2 separate regions of the Homo sapiens genome follow, and region 1 is linked to region 2. The links are chromatin contacts, found by Hi-C or POLR2A ChIA-PET in ENCODE. All regions are on one chromosome and are shown on one strand. The core of a region is the stretch at or near the end of the contact, and the rest is flanking DNA. Distances in the headings are between cores, read along the strand shown. Region 1 overlaps BACH2 (BACH transcriptional regulator 2). Region 2 has its middle 86 kb from the start of MIR4464.

What was found. Hi-C counts contacts between places; a loop is a spot of excess contacts on that map. ChIA-PET counts read pairs that join two places held with the same protein, here RNA polymerase II (POLR2A). Pooled maps may share reads with other maps.
Region 1: a loop to region 2 is called in a pooled map, with 2.7 times the contacts of the local background. The contact joins two enhancer-like sites. A Hi-C loop is called at or near these places in 4 of 168 maps with a recorded cell type or tissue (Calu3, endothelial cell of umbilical vein, heart right ventricle and 1 more), 2 of 37 single-sample maps with no recorded cell type and 10 of 50 pooled maps. POLR2A ChIA-PET finds 5 or more read pairs at or near these places in 3 of 52 experiments (A673, CD4-positive, alpha-beta T cell and activated B cell).

Annotation. Positions count from the first base shown.
Region 1 is chr6:90,174,526-90,177,496 of GRCh38, reverse strand. All of the region lies in intron 4 of BACH2 (BACH transcriptional regulator 2), which reads left to right. Among named protein-coding and RNA genes, the nearest start is that of BACH2, 120 kb to the left of the region's middle. Within about 2 kb of position 1,421, at least 9 of the 41 ENCODE cell types and tissues checked have a DNase peak (open chromatin) inside an H3K27ac peak, as active enhancers do; they include CD4-positive, alpha-beta T cell and natural killer cell, where a contact is called at or near this core.
Region 2 is chr6:90,396,850-90,400,040 of GRCh38, reverse strand. No RefSeq gene overlaps it. Among named protein-coding and RNA genes, the nearest start is that of MIR4464, 86 kb to the right of the region's middle. Within about 2 kb of position 1,525, at least 4 of the 41 ENCODE cell types and tissues checked have a DNase peak (open chromatin) inside an H3K27ac peak, as active enhancers do; they include CD4-positive, alpha-beta T cell and natural killer cell, where a contact is called at or near this core.

The sequences.
Region 1 (2,971 bases), core at 172-2,671, 220 kb after region 2:
GGGATGTTAACCTCCTAAATCTCAGTTTCCTCGTTTGTAAAAGAGGTAATTATAAATAGTTCATTGAGTTGTTGTGGGAACTCACGTCATAACATTTGAAAAGCTTAGTATGGGATCTGCTGTACGGTAGGTGCTCAATAGATGATAGTTTTTTTATGGGTCAGGTGCTGTGCTACCCACTGGAAATACAAAGAAAAAATAAGATACCATCCCTGCCCTCAAGTAGTCTGCAGTGTAGTTGGGAAGACAGACATACATGTGAATAAAATAGTGTGCATTGAATGTAATGAGAGCAGCAAGGTGGTCCATAAAGCGAGCAGACTGCAGTTGTTTGAGGAGGCTTCAGAATGAAGTGTTGCACAGATTTTTGAAGATGAATAATAGTGTTAAGGCAGGCAAAGATTCTTCCTTTCAGAAGGAGAAAAGAGTACATAATGTGCTAATACCTGGACCCATGAAATAATATTTTAATATTAACATATTAAATTAACATATTAACATGGAGTTGGAATCAGTTTACAGTGCTGTGGTCTAAAGTCTCCAGCCAGAGAAGCCAGAAGGACGGCAGAAAGGAGGACAATCTAAGTGGCTTGGAGGCTACTCTGGGTGGATATGGGTCAATCCTGAAAGGTTTTTAAGCTGGGAAGTAATATGGTGATATTTGTGTTCTATAAAGATTACTCTGTGGCTACGTGAAGCATGAACTGGAGGAGGCAGGAGCAGGAGGGCTGGTAAGACATAATGAGGGCATTGCATCTGGTTTGGGCAATTGGACTCTGTCACCAAAACTGATTTGGAAGTGATGATGTTGAGCAGTTCTGACGCTTGTAGAAAAAGTGGAAGGAGGTAAGGGTAGGTGGGGATACACACACATTTTTTGGATGGGCCCCTCTTTTCTGCCCCTACATCCCTCTCCTCCGGTGTGTCGTTTCCCTGATCTACTTCAACCTGCAGATCTATCTAGCAGGCACCTCACTTGGGGATTTGTTCCCATACCAGCAAGAAGCTTATAAATTCCTCTGTTAGGCACCTTAAGCTGGTTGAGGTTGTCCAGGTGCCGTGAGGTGCCTCAGAGCTGCCCCTTCCCAGTGTGCACTTTCCACAGCTATCTCCTGTTTTTCGACCACTGAACTCTCAAACTCTCAGTATTTGCATATTCTTGTTTCCTGTAAATTTGCTCCCTCCTTCACTAATCTCTGCTCGCCCTGAGCTCCAGAATTGTCATTCCTGGAGACCTTGGTTAACATCTGAAACTCCTGCTTTGCTATGTGTTTTAAGAATGTACATGTTGGATATGTGATAAAATCAGTACAGCCACTGAAGGGGAAATGAGAACAGGGCTTGGAAGGAAGAAATTTGTTACATTCACAGGTCCCATAGAGGCGTGTCACCACATGCTACGCAGGGCCACAAGGGAAAACACCCGTGTTAGTCAGGAGGCAGAAGGCAGGAGCCAGGGGAGAGCTTGGGCCAGCCACAGCCTTTATTGGAGTTTCCAAGGGAAAGGCAAGGCAGGGCAGGGTTAACAGTTTAGAATTGCTAGTTGAAGTAGTTTGGTTAGGCTCCAAGCTTTCTGGGTGGTCCCTGCTTGCTTGGTACCTGGCTGTGGTATAGTAAAGGCAGAGAAATATTGCCTCTGAGGGCCAGATAGAGGAGGGGTGTCTCTAGATTGGTGAATTTTCTTGTCAAAGGCATGCTACCAGCCGGGCTCTTTGTTATCTCTGAGAATCGGCTAGCCTTGAAAGAGACAGTCTCTCTCTAGCCAGAAAGGTAGTTTTAAGATGTCAAAACATCTAATATGCAGAAAATACAAAATATGTAAAATACATAATGATACCTTCTATTCTTAGTCAACCTGTTTGCCTGTTTATTGATCTGAGATCTGATTTCCCAACCCCCAGCCACTCACCCCCCACCGCCCCAACACTGAGAATTTTGAAAAATTCTCTTTCAAAAGAAGGGATTAGGTTTTTTCCACCAAAAAGTTGTTTTTAATATGAGAAGTCAAGCCTTTTTGACATTTCTTATTAGTTAATATTCTTTCCTTACCAGTTAATTGTTCATTTGTTGTTTTTCTTCTGTCTTATACAGGCAGTTGTGAAAACAAAATGGTTGTATAATTTACCTTTAAAACCTACCAAGAGAGTTTCTTATGATTTCAGTGTAATAGGAAAACCATTGTATAAATGAGAACTCTCAACTTTCCTAGAATAAGGAATAAGAAAAAATAATAAATATTAATTTCAAAACTTAGATATAGAAAAAGAACTTCCTAAATGCCTGTGTTTTCCAACTTGAAGTAACATTGACTTTAAAATGCATTTCTAACAAAGTTCACTCAGGTTCATTTACTTCTTTAGATTATGAAGTATATCATACATGTGGAAGGGAATATATAACATGTAGATACACTTTAAAGGATTAAATAAAGAAAACATCCACATTTCTGCTACTCATCTGAAGAACATTATCATTGCTACTGAAACCCTTATGTACCTCTCTCCTATTGTTTTCTCCTCTCCCCAACTACTTTCCTGGATTTTGAGTTACTTACTGTCTTGTTTGTTTGCTTTTTTTTTTTTAGTTTTACTACATATGTACCACATATAATTTTACCATATATATATCCCAAAGCAATATACTATCTCATTTTAGCTTTTATGTAATAGAATCATACTGATTATTTTGTGACTTGCTCCCCACAAAACACAATGTTCTGAGTTTTATCCAGGTTGACCTGTGTAACTTTAGTTCATTCATTTTCATTGCTATAGAATATTTTATTGTGTTTATTTTACTGTAGTTTATTTAGCCATGCCACTGTCAAAGGGTCCTACATTTTATCATGTATATGGAAACCTTATTGGCTTCCTTATTAATAAAAGTAATTTGTAGATTCTTTATATCATTTACAAGTAATGATAGTTTTTTTTCCCTTTCCAACCCATAAAATGTTAATTCTTTTTTCTTG
Region 2 (3,191 bases), core at 276-2,775:
GCTCCTGACTTCACTTGCATCGTCATTTATTTTCCCTTTTTCATACCTCAGTGGAATAAATCTGAAAGATGTTTAGAGCTAAATTTTCACCAGCAGGTCTTCAGAAATGAATACAGGGATGAGGAATTTCATTCATTTATCCTTGCATTGGCTAAGCAAACATTTAATGAGTGCCTGTTGTATCCAGGTACTGTGCTTGGTGGTAGAGGGATTCTCAGATTTGTTTTCTAAGGTGAAAGAATTGGGATTTGGAGTCACTGATATTTTCCATGCTCATCACAAGGGAGAGGGGAGCTATAATATGTGGACATCATAATGAGATAAACTGGAAGTAATCAGCCTAGAAGACACTGTCTGGTTCCTGGAAGGTGAAGATTGAGATGCAGGTTCATAGGTGGGAAGCTCTGCCTTAGATCTGGGCTTTTGCGTTATTTCCATTAATGAGGCATAAGGTGGAAAGGTGGTGCCTCGCATCTGGGTCTGACAATCTTCTCAAATGCCCTAGAAGAAAGTCTTCCCTCCTATGGCCATTTCTCTTTCTCTTTTCTTTTGTTTGGAGAGCTTGTCAGAAAGAAGATTATACAGAGAAATACTGTTGATCATTGGGTCTCCTATGTCATGAAGGTAAATGATTGAGGATTTATTTTCCCTGCAGTTAGGAACCCCAAGCCAAGTCTGTAGGAGTCCTTTAAAGGATAGGGATTCAGACCCAAGTTTGTGTTTCTCCTAATGATACAAGATTGTTTTGAAAACTGACTGAAATGGATATTCCCGAACTCTTTGTCCTCCTTGCTAGAAAAGTCTACGTCTTCTTTGGCTGGTAAGACTAGGAAAGCAGCTCTCGTAGAGAGTTTGCAGATCATGAAATAACACAGCTACAGGGCTTTTCCAACTGGAGCCTAGAGGTTCCTGAGGTTCAGGGGCTTCTGGAAACATATACTTCCGACCTCTCTCCTGCTTCGCTTAACCAGAGAAGGTTCATGCTTAATATTCTTATATATATTAGTTTTCCTTTCTTAAGAGATCGCATCTAAAGAAAGGGTTTCTATACTGAGAGCTAGAGAGGAGAGAAAGAAGGAAGGTAGGAAGGCAGGAAGGCAGGAAGGAAAGAAGGAAGGTCCAAATCACATATTTAACAGAGGAGGAGACCAAGGCCCAGGAAGGCACAAGACTTACCAGGCTCATACAGCTTCCCAGAGCTAGCACTGGAGTGCAGGTGGACATCCTGCAGGGAACTTCCTGGATGCCAAGGCCTTTGAGTACTTTCACATATTTTTAGAGGGCATTTAATATGCTGAGTGTTATTTACTTTTAATTTAGCAAGTTCCAAAATGAACTTCTGTTGGGCCTCTACTGCTTTTGCTCTCTTCAATAGATTGTTGAGGGACAAAGCTCTATCTAAATGTCCCTATCTAACTGAAGAGAAAGACAATCCTGTTATGTTGAAGCTTAGAGGCTGTGATGAGCACCGCTTGTCACGCCCTTGTGGTGTCCTTGTTTGGAGAGGGGTGTTTGTAGAAGCAAGAGCATGAGAGAGGCAGTACAGTTTGCACTGATACAAACCCCCCTCCTCCACAATATATTAGAAGAAGAGAACCTCTGTGATGGGAGAGGAGGCAGAAGCTTGGACTAAGCCAACATCTATAATGAGAATGTCTCATTGAAACAAACTCTTTCCTTTTCAACACTACCTTGGTAGTCAACTTTTCCGTTGTTGCCCAGCTTTATCTTCCTGTCAGCATAAAAAATACCATCATAAGGTGAAATGTGTATGATATTCCCATAAATGCATACTGTCAGGAAGTTTCACTGCCATAAACTTGCCCTATCATTCCTCCCATTTCCTCCAGCTCTGTGCTTATATTCTGGTGCCTGGCAACCCTGTGCCTGCTGCAGTCACACACACAGGGGCAGGCAAGAGGTGAGAGCCTTGGGGAATCCCCTGCAAAAGGGCAGATCTGCCAAGGGCCGTTATCAGATGAGGGTGAGGGGTGTGAGGTGACTCAGACACTGTGAAAAGGCATTATTCATCTAGAACCCTACTTTCCTTTATGGTTCAGAAAACGTGCTCTTGAAATGCTATGTCTAAACAAAGTTCTGCAAATCAGGTCCTGTGTTACGTGGGTTGGAGAATCTTGCTACTCAAATGATTTCCTACAAAGCACCCTCTATCTACGAGACTTCATCCATTTGTTTGTTTATTTGTCCACTCAACAAATACATATTTATTCGGGACTTTGAGCAGGGCACTGGCTCAGGCATTGGGAATATGGGGGAAAATAAGATATGTCCCTGGGCTTATGAGCTTCAGATCATTACACAACTACTACAAGAGAGAAATCCAGAGGTTCTCATTGATCTTTTGCAAAATTGGATCTTCAAATGTAATTGCTTACAGCAGATTAGTAACTAAATAGAATTAGGTCCCTGGGTCAGCTTCCTCTCCTTCCTAGGCTCCTGTCAGCTGATTCTTCCAGAGCAGAATCTCCCACCTCTTCCTTCCAAAGTTGTAGTTTTAGTTTTACTTTGATCCAAGTTTTCTGTTGCTGCCTATTTGAAGTACAATGTGATCTGTTGAGCTTGGATCACAAACACATCTGGGAAAATTACTCTTTGAAGAAACAGCAGGAGATAAGAGCACCTAGTTTGAGCGAAAAGATCATTAGCAACGTCTCATTAACAAATATGTCTCTGCCTGTTTAGGGTCAGGTATCTAAAATCAGGTAGACAGAGCAATTAGCAGGAGGGAGGAGGAAAGATCAAACACTGAGGTTGATCCAACTGCTACTGCTGTTGCTGTCTGATCTCTCAGCAGCAGAAACAAACCCCAGGGCTGGATAAGATACCATGCCTGGAGGAGACCAAACAAACACTTGGTGCAAGTTGATTATATCAGATCCCGTCCACCTAGGACAAGAGCTGGGGCAGTAATTTGTCCTTATTAAGATTGATATACGTTCTGGGCCTGGATTTTACCTCCCCTGCCCACCATGCCTGGGCCAGGCCCACCATCTGAGTGCTCTCAGAGCTTCTGACTTGTTCACATCACTCATAACATTGCTTCAGACCCAGGGACCCACTCTATGGCAAGGGAGTGCAACAGTGGCTATACCTGCAGGACCCATTGTACTTTTTATATGCTGCACAAGCTGGAGGCTGCCAGCTTGAGAGTATCCAAAAACCCCCAAAAA